4 separate regions of the Homo sapiens genome follow, and regions 2, 3 and 4 are each linked to region 1. Evidence: chromatin contacts called from ENCODE Hi-C or POLR2A ChIA-PET data. All regions are on one chromosome and are shown on one strand. The core of a region is the stretch at or near the end of the contact, and the rest is flanking DNA. Distances in the headings are between cores, read along the strand shown.

Region 1 (2,736 bases), core at 102-2,601:
GAATGATGTGTTTTCCTGCCTTCACAGAACTGAAGGGCTGGTTATTGGGAGGCTACATGGAGAGCACAAATTTGGTAACAGGAGGGATCCTGAGGTTCCTAAATCATTCATGGATAGACTGGGTTTCTGGAGTGGTGTTCTAAAAACACAGTGATATCAGCAGCTAGGGATGCAAGGGTGTAAAGGTATCCAGCAGGGCGGCGTCCATTCTGTGTGGCCTGTGCACTGAGATCTTTGCTTATGCTGATTATTTTCTTTTTCTACTATATTGAAAGACACCGCTGCCTACATCACAAACAAATCTATCCTTATATGCCTGGGTAGATCAGGTAAAAATGCAAGTAACAAAGATAATCCAATTTAGCCTGCAAATAAAAAACTGAGTCTTCTACCAAATTCACCCTAAACAAGAACAATGGAATAACCCTCAGGAATGCTGTAAGAAGAAAAACAATGTATGTAAATATAATTCAATGTTTTCTAAAGCTTTAGATGCCCTCTCCTGAATCAGGAGCAGGGTATTCTTTTGTTTTTTTTTTTTGTTTTTTTTTTTGTTTTTTGAGACAGAGTCTCGCTCTGTCGCCCAGGCTGGAGTGCAGTGGCACAATCTCAGCTCACTGCAAGCTCCATCTCCCGGGTTCACACCATTCTCCTGCCTCAGCCTCCCAAGTAGCGGGGACTACAGGCACACGCCACCATTCCCGGCTAATTTTTTTGTATTTTTAGTAGAGACGGGGTTTCGCTGTGTTAGCCAGGATGGTCTCAATCTCCTGACCTCGTGATCCACCCACCTCGGCCTCCCAAAGTGCTGGGATTACAGGCATGAGCCACCGCGCCTGGCCAGGAGCAGGGTATTCTTAATGCACACAGTGTATCCAACATGCGTGAGTTACAAAGCATGAGGTTTTGCTTGTGCTGATTCGTGTCACAACCTCCTTGGCATTATTTAAATGTAGTGTTTGGTATGCAAATATAGATAACACCAAAAGTAACATCTAAACGAGAACAAAACAAGAACAATACAAACTGGTTAAAAATAATTCCACGTATGAACATATCTATGGACTGCAAACATTACCCTTTTAGGCCATGAATATATATTTGCAGATACTTCATCCAAATATTAACACACTTTTTCTTTATGCACAAAATTTTGTGTGTGACATATACTGAATGTGTGCTCTCTGTATTTAACAAAGTTGCGGGGGTGTGTATTCTTATTTCTTCCACCCAAATAAACAAGCAGACTGACATCACAAGGCTTCTTTTTACTTAGGCAGAATATTGAGCAAACAAATATTTATTCTGGGTTACTCAGCTGTGATACATAAGGGGATTCATGACATGCTATGTCTGGTGCCTGCTAAGCTCTTACGAGATAATTGCACCTTGGACCACCTAGGACATCACATTAAATGGAGAGACCTGATTTTAAAATTTAAAAAACACAGAATGGGCAGAATTTAATCAGTCATGCTTCTATAAAATTAAGGAAGATATAAATAAATGGGCAACAGAAAGGTGCAATAAAACCAGGATTAATCAAACCGTGATTAATTCAGGATCAGATTAAAACCAATAGTGCCAGCTGTATCTGATCCATTCTGCAGCATTATTCTCTCCTGCTCCTTTTTGTTTTCCCATTTTTCCTCCTTCTCATTCCCCTTTGCTCTCACCCCTAGGGCACCCTCCTTGGTGGATAAACCTGCAGGAGAGTTAATTGTCACATACATGGATTTAATCACATTGTCCATCACATTTGGGGGCCCTGCCTTCAGCGATCCATGACTAATTGTTGTGGTAATTTTTCAATCATTAACAGCAGCGCATATGCTGCAGACAAATCCCAGCGTGCCTGCTAAACCCCAGTGACATGCGGCCCACAGGCTCCAGAAGCACCACTACACCAGCCCCCAGCCCCAATCCTATTAGTCATGCGTCGTCATTAATATACATCTATTCCAGGGATATGTCAGGCAGCAATGAGGTCGGAGGGGGCTGAGCATGCTTTATAACACAGCCTTGTTTTCAATCTATTCTTTGAAAAAGGAAGAGGAAGAGGAGGAGAAAAGGAAATTAAAACTCCATGTGGGATAAGGAGCTGGGGGACTATTCTGAATTCCACTTGTTTCTCATTCATTTTCAGGCAGGCTCCTGAGCTGTGGCAAATGCCCTTTCTTTGGGTTTCAGCAGTATTAGCGATCTCCATGGCAACCACCAGTACGCATCTGCTGCACCACACTGCAGCTTCCCTGGGCTCAATTCTCAAGTCGCCCTGGTGTCAGACGGGGCGCACCATGTGCACTGGTGGGACAAGACCCTGCCTTGGGGAATCATCCAGCTGATTGAAGCCCAGCTCTAATCACCACATAATATGAGCCAACAAGATCATACAGAATATGATCTGCCTACACTAGGCAATAGGATTCCAGGACTGCTATTTATTTTTCATTTTCCTTTTCTTAAGGGCCTTTGTTGGTTAAAAGCAAAGAGCCACTAGAATAGCTATCTAACAAAAGGGATTAATTTTAAAATAGGTGGTACAGTGTTGCTGGTAACATTTACTTCAAGCAAAAATCTCATATGTCCTTCATTAAAGGAATTATTCAAGAGGAAATTAAAAGTCCTGGAGTTTCCCTTTGGTTCTTCGTAAATGAAGGGCTAGTTGGGATATTAGCCAGAGCAAGAAAAGGTAAGAGAAGGATTCCTGGGTTTTTGCTGAAATTCTGACTCTTG
Region 2 (2,744 bases), core at 83-2,582, 330 kb after region 1:
CCCTTCTGATGAAGCTTTTTTATTACTTGGTGGGTAGAGGGCCTTAGGTGTGGCAGAGAAATTCCGCAGCCTCGCCCTCGCCGTCATAGTGATGAAGAGCGTTGACTCCGGAGTCACCAAGGGAAATTAAGCACATGTTTTATTAATCTTTATGAACCTCAGTTTCCTCTCCTGCAAAATGAGAACAATACTGGTGCCGACTTCGCAGCACTGTTTGCAGCGTGAGGGCGATAAGGCACTTACACAGGCGCGTGCCCCCCACATGGAAATGCCTGGAGATGCTGCCGGCTCCTCCACTCACCGAAACTGCACTTTCTCTCCTTTGTTCTAAATGAGAAACCAGGTGTGGGGAGCAAATGGGAGAAAGGGGCAGGAGAAGCTTGCCTCAGATTCCAACTCATATGACCTGTCAGTGACTAAAGACGGAATGCCAACACATGGATTGTGTGTGTGAAATGCCAGGTTGGTGTTTTCCACAGGGATGTGCCCGTTGTTCTCTGCTTTCTGTGGAATTCTCTTCCAGCGCCAGGCCTGGAGATGGGGCCTGCCCTTTTACCTCTCAAATATGTTCCCAGGGAAGAGTGTGTCCTTCTCCGGGAGCCACCCCATCACACTGACTCTCACTTTGGGCTCATTGCTAGAAACTCTGTGGCCTGCGCCTGCTTCCCATGTCGCGTCAAAGCGTCTCAGCACAGACCTAAAGGAGACCTCAGAGGTCACCCAGCGTGGCCTCGCAGAAACACCTGCGGGAAGGGATTACGGAGGTTTGCAGGGAAGGCCGGGCAGCCCGGGAGTGAGCGCCGCACTGCAGCTCCCAGACACATGCAGCTCCTGCTCCCAGGCAGGAACAAAGTGATTTCCCAGCTCCTGGGGCCATGGGTAGCTAACTGATTAAATACCCGGTTTGGAAAATTCACCTGACGTATTTCTTTTTTTTTTTTTTTTTTTTTTTTTTTTTTTGAGACGGAGTCTCGCTGTGTCGCCCAGGCTGGAGTGCAGTGGCGTGATCTCGGCTCACCTCCCAGGTTCACGCCATTCTCCTGCCTCAGCCTCCCAAGTAGCTGGGACTGCGGGCGCCCACCGCCATGCCCGGCTAATTTTTTGTGTTTTTAGTAGAGACGGGGATTCACCATGTTAGCCAGGATGGTCTCGATCTCCTGAGCTTGTGATCTGCCCGCCTCAGCCTCCCAAAGTGCTGGAATTACAGGCTTCAGCCACCGCACCCGGCCTCACCTGACATATTTCTTACACGTAAGCCACTTCTTTTTCTTGTCCAAACTGAGGCTAGCCCTCACCCAAGACTTGCCTGTATCTCAGTGCAGGTAGCTGAGCAAGGCACAGCCGCCAGGAGGAAGTCGGGGAACAGCAGCCGGAGCCTGGGGAAGCCCTGCACAAGTTGGCCTTGAGGAAACCACCTGACAGACGTTTGCTCTTCCTCACAGAGCTGGTGAGCATTCTGACTATGTGGTCACATCAGATCAGATCGCTCTCACCTCTCTAAGCATTTCTTTTTCTGGAGTATGAAGCAGCTATTCAGGGAGGAAAGCAATTTGATGTCAGGGGCTTCTTTGAGCCTTGGGAATTAGACCTCAGAAGCTTAGAATTGGAGCTCAGCTGCTGGTGGAAGATATACTGTGAATGTTTTATTCAGTAATGCATATATAACATTGAGCAGAATCCAAATACATAAATCACTTATACAATAGCTGTGAAGAGCCACCTTCCAGCACTTGAGAACCCGGCAGCCAGTGGCTCACAAAGGCCTCTGTCGCCATCTGCTGGCCGCATGCTTTCTCATGCTGTTAATTCTTGCTCTGGTATTTTTTGTTCCCGCAGCCTTTGGCACTCAGGTTCTTCTGCTGTAAAATTTGCCTCCATCAGAGCTGTATTGCCTTGTGTTTTTGAGGCTTGCAGAAGAGACCCTTAGCACTCCTTAAAATTCTGGCAGGACAGAGAAAACAAGATGGAGAGAGATGACAAAGCCGATTTCTTCCTCCTGGCTTTTTTTTAACCAGTTCTGTGCACTATCAGGCCCTCTGAGCTTAGGCCTATGCCAGCCACATCTCAAGGCCAAGGACACAATACTCGGTTTGTCTTTATAATAGGTCCTGTTATTGTGTCTGTCAACCTCCCGATGTCTGTATCACAGTCACCAATATATTACGCTAAGGAAATAGGAATTATTCACATTGCCAGTAAAACTTGCCCATGTATAAGCACAGACTCACACAGTTATGGGCCTGAAGACCATCCCCAGTGGCGAAACTGTGCCCCAGAGGTTGCCATAAGTCACTGGAGCCAGAAGGCATATTTGATCCCCTGTGTAAGATTGGCCACCGTACCCTGAATGACAGTGGTGTGCTGACTCACACAGAAGATCCGCTTGTGGTGCAGGCTTGGCCTCCTCAATGTGGCCACAGGCCCTAGAGCGCTAACAGATGTCACTTATCGGGATCACCCCTGAGGCATTGTGAACAGGAAGTGGCATCACTGATCTCCCACCAGCTCTGAACCAATACATGTGGCATCCCAACTTCCGGAGAGGCTGGACAGAGCATATCCGGAATGCAGCCACGTGGGGAGTCAGAGTAGGGCAAGGATATAGGAGTGCTGATGAAAACTGAAAACACAGGGGACCGGCCCGCGATGCGGCCTCCTGGGAGACATCTGCATGAGGCCAGCAGGCCAAGGGTCCATGGCTGGGGATGGCTGCGCTCTCCTTAGGGAAAGGCATTCCAGAAACT
Region 3 (2,700 bases), core at 83-2,582, 360 kb before region 1:
TCTCCAGTGAGGGGGCTCCTGAGCTCTGGCAGTGATGAGCTCTCTGTGACCAGGGGACCCACCTGCAACCTCCCCCCATTCCACAGCTGCCAGCACCTGTGCCCACTTCAAAGCTTAACCCCGGATGATAAGACAGACCAGGAGCCACCAGCTTTATGTACGTTACTTATGAGTCTCAGAACAAACTCACAAAAAAATCTTATTCCCACTTCACAAACAAGAAGTTGAGGATGAGAGAGGTTAACTCAAAGGACAAAGTCACACAGATTTTAAGGCCCCTGCTCTTGACACCAGACTCAGCAGCTTTGATGTTTTTGTTCTCTTCCTCCCTGTTTTTATCTAGGGCTTCTGAGGTGTCCTCCTTCTCCATCTCCTCCCTTCTCCTCCTCCCCCCCCTCCCCCCTCCTCTTCCTCCTCCTCCTTTTTCTTCTTCCTCTTCTTCTTCCTCTTCCTCTTCTTCCTCTCCTTCTCCTTCTCCTCCTCCTCCTCCTCCTTCTCCTTCTCCTGCTCCTCCTCCTTCTCCTTTCTCTTCCTTTTTTTAAATTTAAGAGATGGGGTCCTGCTCTGTCACTCAAGCTGGAGTGCAATGGCATGATCACAGCTCACTGCAGCCTCAACCTCCCAGTCTCAAGCAATCCTCCCACCTCAGCCTCCAGAGTAGCTGCAAATACAGGCACACCTCACCACACCTAGCTAATTTTTAAATTTTTTTGTAGAGACAGGGTCTTTCTGTGTTGTCCAAGCTGGTCTTGAACTCCTGGGTTCAAGTGATCTGCTCCCCGTCAGCCTCCCAAAATGTTGGGATTACAGGAGTGAGCCACCATGTCCGGCAAAGTCACCCTTCTTGAACTTTGATTCACCAAGCTCTTCAGTCCAACTTTACACAAGTGTGAACTCAGAGAGGCGTGTGCTTGTGATTCCTTTATTCACACACAGCCAAGTTGGCACAAGGAGGTGAAACAGAGAAAGGCCTCAGTGTCTTTAGCCAAGCCCCCAGAAGGCCACCTAAGCAGGCTGGATGCTGCCCAGGGCTGGGCCACAGCGTGTCCTTTGCAAGTCAGCCAGCCCAGCCCCCGAACCCCATACACACACAAAGACATCTTGCACCCCAGGAGCAGCCCCACAGTGCAAAGGAGTCCATGCAGCTGCTAATGGCTGCTCGGGTTTGTCTGATCTGTCTGGGGTCAGGCACAGCCTCCAGGGGCCTCTGGCCCAGGTTGCATCTTTCCTGCAGAGCAGAAAAACGAAGCACAGTTAAGAAAACCCCAAGAAGGCAGTCAGTTTCCTCCCTTGAGTTTCCGGGGTGGACTTCCGGCAGAGTTTTTGGAGAACTGACTGTTGCAGTTAAACAATGTGTCTGGCAAGAAGCGAGACTTCCTCCCTTCCTGCTGCCTGGCTCATGGGGCTGCAGCCTCACTTCTGGAGGTGGCAAGAAAGAACTGTGGAGTCTGTGATCTAAGGGATCCCTGGCAGCCCACGGCAGCCAGAGAACCACACCCACTGGAGAACTCTAGGTTCTCTACGGCCTCTTGTTACTGCCAGTGCTTGTGTGGTTTGAGGTGGGTAATGCAGCAGCCTCCTGCAGCCAGCCCAGGACTGGGCAGCATGGGGCCAGGTAGTTAGTGTAGGAGAGCGAGCCTAGGCTTGTAAAGCAAGACTTGGCTCTGTCACTGGGCAACTTTTTTATTTTTTTATTTTTTTTTGAGACAGAGTCTTGCTCTATTGCCCAGGCTGAAGTGCAGTGGCATGCTCAACCCCTTCCTCCCTGGTTCAAGCAATTCTCCTGCCTCAGCCTCCTGAGTAGCTGGGACTATAGGCACGTGCCACCACGCCTGGCTAATTTTTATATTTTTGGTAGAGAGGGGGTTTTGTCATGTTGGCCAGGCTGTTCTCAAACTCCTCCCCTCAAGTAATCTGCCTGCCTTGGCCTCCCAAAGTGCTGGGATTACAGGCATGAGGCACCGCGCCCAGCCTGGGCAACTTTGAAGAAGTTACTTAGCTTCTCTGAGCCTCAGTTTCCTCATCTGTATAACGGAAGCAATAGTGTCCATTTTGCAGGGCTAGTATGACGAGTAAATGAGAATCCTCATGAGGGCCTGGAAATGACAGTGTCATTTCCAGGTGGTTCTACTATTATCAGTGACTGATATTTGTTGAGCACTGACCATAGACTAAGTTTTGTGCTGAGCATTTTATATTTATTGTCCCATTTAGTCCTCCTAAAAATCTAATGAGATATGACTATCCCCAGCTTACAAATAAGAAAACTGAGACTCAAAAAGGCCAGCAAGTGACCCCAGATAACTGCACAAGGATGTGCAGAGAGTGAGCAACAGGACCCGAAGCTGTGGGCTCACACCATGTTCTTCCTGCCTCTTAAGCCCATGGTACAGTTGGTGGGTGCTACCTGAATTGAATGGATGTGCCTGTTGTTTTGAAGTTGGGGTCTATGGCCATACCACCCTGAACGTGCCTGATCTCATCTGAAGTTGAGGATAGGCATCATCTTTCATTTGAAAATGAAGAAACTGAGGCATTGGGACGTTAACTCATGCACAGGCAGCAAGTGGCAGAGAGTGAAAGGAACCAGCATTGATGAGTGCCTATTGTATGCCAAACACTGTGCTTACTTCAAGATCCTATGATCTGCTGGGTGATTTTAGAGATGGAGTTTCATTGACTTCCCACACTGCCCTGAAG
Region 4 (2,705 bases), core at 195-2,694, 310 kb before region 1:
AGAGGGGGAGGGCTCAAGTGTCCCAAGAGTACCCCTCAGCCCTCAGACACCAGTCGCAGGGCCAGGCCTCCAGAGCTTCTGACCCATTGGCTTCAAGTTGGGGTTCCTACAACTCCCACTTTGTGTTTGATTAATTTGCTGGAGCGACTCACAGAACTCAGGGAAACACGTTTACCAGTTTATATGAAAGAATGTCACAAAGGGTACAGATAAAGAGAAGCACAGGACGAGATATGGGGGAAGGTGCCTGGAGCTTCGGTGCCCATCCTGGGCGTGCCACCCTCCAGGAGCCTCCACGGGTTCAGGTATCCGCAAGCTCCCGGACCCTGTCCTCGTGGGTTTTTATGGAGGCTCCGATGCACGGGCATGCTTGACAACCACGCGGAAGTGTGACCGGACAGAAAGCGTGTGACTTAAACCCAGCAAGGCCGGCCTGCTCGGACTTTTCTTGGCTTCTCTAAGCAGCATTCCTTCCTCTAGGGTATGGGGCAGGACTTTCTGTGGAGTGAGGGTTTTTTGATCCACAAACAGATTAGCATCCCGCCGTGGGCAAGTGAAAGAAAAACAGCAGAAGGTCAGAGAGAGATTCTGTTTCCTGAGTCCTAAGGCGCCCCAGCATTCTAACAAGGAATGTGGGTGCTGGGAGCCAGGAACCTGGACAAAAACCAAAACGCATATCCTAACACCACAGGCCTTCTGCGATGCGACGTTTTTCCAGACACTTCCCAGACCTCACAATCCCTTCCGTCTTCCCTTCATTGTCGACTTCTCGGCCTGATTTTAGCAGCTTTTGCACACACTGTGCCATTTAACTCTTAGGTGTGGCTCAGGGAGCTTAGCGGGTGCTCAAGGACACTGGATTTGAACTTGAACCGCCTGACTCCAAAGTCCAAACTATTCACCACTTTGCTAGTCTTCCTGTGTTCATCTTGAAAATGTGCTTGAGGCAACCCTATTAAACAGCGTTTCTCAGATCTGTTGCCCACACACGGCACAAACTGCCAGAGCTCACAGGCCCTCTCCTGGCCTGGAGTGAGTCCCCAGCAAATCCCAGTTAGAGCCTGCTGGGGATGCAGGCACGGAAAAGGCCAAGCAGCGGGGTGCTCCGTCCCAGGCTGGAACAGCACAGCCGAACCACGTCAGAGCCAGTCAGCCCCGAGGCGTGAGGCAGGGAGGCTGGGCTTGTTTAGCTTTCTGTCTCCCAGGGTTCTGTGGTGCCTGTCTGTAGGGGACAGAGAAGCTCTGTGAGCTGGTTGTCCCTGTGCTATTGCTATTAAAAGGCCCTGCCGACGGTGCCGCCTGGGCGTGGGGGTGATTAAGGCGCAGTGACAGCAGGTTGGCCTGCTGCCCTGGCTGGGGAGCGGTGCTTTGCCAGGCATGGTTTCCCTCATCAAACGGGGGAAACAGGTGGCTGGGTCCAAAGTGCTTCCCTCTGACGGGGGTGCGGCTTCACTCCCATCATCTAAGTCTGAATTAATCCCAGAGCAGCCTTCTCCAGGTGTGCTGGGCAGGAGACAGGTGCACAGGGGAGGGAGTGGGGGAGGAAAGGAGTGAGAGGAAAGAAAAGAGGAAGGAAGGGAGAGAGGGAAGGAGGAAGTTCCCTTGCACTGCCCAATGCCAGTGCTTTGCAGGGTGGGGAAATGAGAGAGGAAGGCATTGAAGATGTTTCTCTTATCCAGGCTTCCCTTGGACCCTCAGGATTTCCTTTGCCTGGGTCCCAATGACCTGTGACTGGCTAAGGGGCACCGTGAAATCCCCTCACATGCAGCCACCTCATCAGAGCAGGGAATGTGGACCTGCTGGGCACAGGCAGCCAACGGTGGCCACTTCCTTGCTCCTCCTCCCCCCCACTGAGTAGCACATTCTTAGGGAATCCAGAAGACCTTCCTACCCGCGAGCGCCGAGAGCCTGGGAGCATCTGAGATCCGCTCTTCCTCTCGTCCCAGCTGTCACTGCCCTTCTGTCTCTTGTGCCCTCCAGTGCCGAGGTCATGGGCTGGCAGAGCATGTGGTCTGGACCCTCTGCGCGTGGACAGGCCCTCCTCAGCTGACTTGGCCTGAATGGGGAGCCGGCAGGCTGGGACACCCCTCTGAGTCTCAGCCGTGGATTATAGGCCAGCTCACAGGCTCTCGGCTCAGCTGCCCGACAGTGTGCCTCTCCAGGGCTGCCAGAACACTCGGGGGCATCCGGGTCACATGAAGGCTAAGCATGTCCTGGGGACACTCAACTTGAAGGCCCCCTTCAGCCTAAAGACATTGTGAGCCCCTGGTTTACTAGCTATGGTCACTGTCACAGGTAGGCACAGGGGGAGTCATCTGGGAGGACAGCATGGTCCCTCTGTCTTGGGCACTGTATTAGATTCCTAGAGCTGCCATAACAAAGCACCTCGAGCCATGTGGCTTAAAACCATAGCAATGTCTGGTCTCACAGTTCTGGAGGCCCGAAGTCTGAAATCAAGGTGTCAGCGGGACCACGTTTCCCTCTGAAACCTGTAGGGCAGGAGCCTTCCTTGTTTCTTCCAGCTTCTGGGAGTTTGCAGGCAATATTTACGTTCCTGGGCTTATAGATGCTCCACTCCAATCTCTGCCTCTGCTGTCACATGGCGTTCTCCGGGTGTCTCTGTCTTCATGTGATCATCTTCTAATGAGGACACCAGTCACATTGGATCAGGGCCCAGCCTACTCCAGTATGACCTCACCTTCACT

Evidence for each region. Hi-C counts contacts between places; a loop is a spot of excess contacts on that map. ChIA-PET counts read pairs that join two places held with the same protein, here RNA polymerase II (POLR2A). Pooled maps may share reads with other maps.
Region 2: a loop to region 1 is called in a map of naive thymus-derived CD4-positive, alpha-beta T cell, with 15 times the contacts of the local background. The contact joins two enhancer-like sites. A Hi-C loop is called at or near these places in 1 of 168 maps with a recorded cell type or tissue (naive thymus-derived CD4-positive, alpha-beta T cell), 4 of 37 single-sample maps with no recorded cell type and 10 of 50 pooled maps. POLR2A ChIA-PET finds 5 or more read pairs at or near these places in 1 of 52 experiments (WTC11).
Region 3: a pooled map shows a loop between it and region 1 (3-fold over the local background). The contact joins two enhancer-like sites. A Hi-C loop is called at or near these places in 1 of 37 single-sample maps with no recorded cell type and 6 of 50 pooled maps. POLR2A ChIA-PET finds 5 or more read pairs at or near these places in 3 of 52 experiments (PC-9, activated CD4-positive, alpha-beta memory T cell and activated T-cell).
Region 4: a map with no recorded cell type shows a loop between it and region 1 (3-fold over the local background). The contact joins two enhancer-like sites. A Hi-C loop is called at or near these places in 3 of 168 maps with a recorded cell type or tissue (PC-3, naive thymus-derived CD4-positive, alpha-beta T cell and posterior cingulate gyrus), 5 of 37 single-sample maps with no recorded cell type and 9 of 50 pooled maps. POLR2A ChIA-PET finds 5 or more read pairs at or near these places in 1 of 52 experiments (OCI-LY7).

The regions. Positions count from the first base shown.
Region 1 is chr6:5,471,351-5,474,086 of GRCh38, reverse strand. All of the region lies in intron 4 of FARS2 (phenylalanyl-tRNA synthetase 2, mitochondrial), which reads right to left. Among named protein-coding and RNA genes, the nearest start is that of FARS2-AS1, 15 kb to the right of the region's middle. Within about 2 kb of position 1,351, at least 2 of the 41 ENCODE cell types and tissues checked have a DNase peak (open chromatin) inside an H3K27ac peak, as active enhancers do.
Region 2 is chr6:5,142,841-5,145,584 of GRCh38, reverse strand. The region is part of intron 2 of LYRM4 (LYR motif containing 4); the gene reads left to right. All of the region lies in intron 3 of LYRM4-AS1 (LYRM4 antisense RNA 1), which reads right to left. Among named protein-coding and RNA genes, the nearest start is that of MIR3691, 4.1 kb to the left of the region's middle. Within about 2 kb of position 1,332, at least 2 of the 41 ENCODE cell types and tissues checked have a DNase peak (open chromatin) inside an H3K27ac peak, as active enhancers do.
Region 3 is chr6:5,830,268-5,832,967 of GRCh38, reverse strand. No RefSeq gene overlaps it. Among named protein-coding and RNA genes, the nearest start is that of NRN1, 180 kb to the left of the region's middle. Within about 2 kb of position 1,332, at least 6 of the 41 ENCODE cell types and tissues checked have a DNase peak (open chromatin) inside an H3K27ac peak, as active enhancers do.
Region 4 is chr6:5,781,535-5,784,239 of GRCh38, reverse strand. No RefSeq gene overlaps it. Among named protein-coding and RNA genes, the nearest start is that of NRN1, 220 kb to the left of the region's middle. RefSeq lists enhancers at 1-476, 477-1,160. Within about 2 kb of position 1,444, at least 7 of the 41 ENCODE cell types and tissues checked have a DNase peak (open chromatin) inside an H3K27ac peak, as active enhancers do.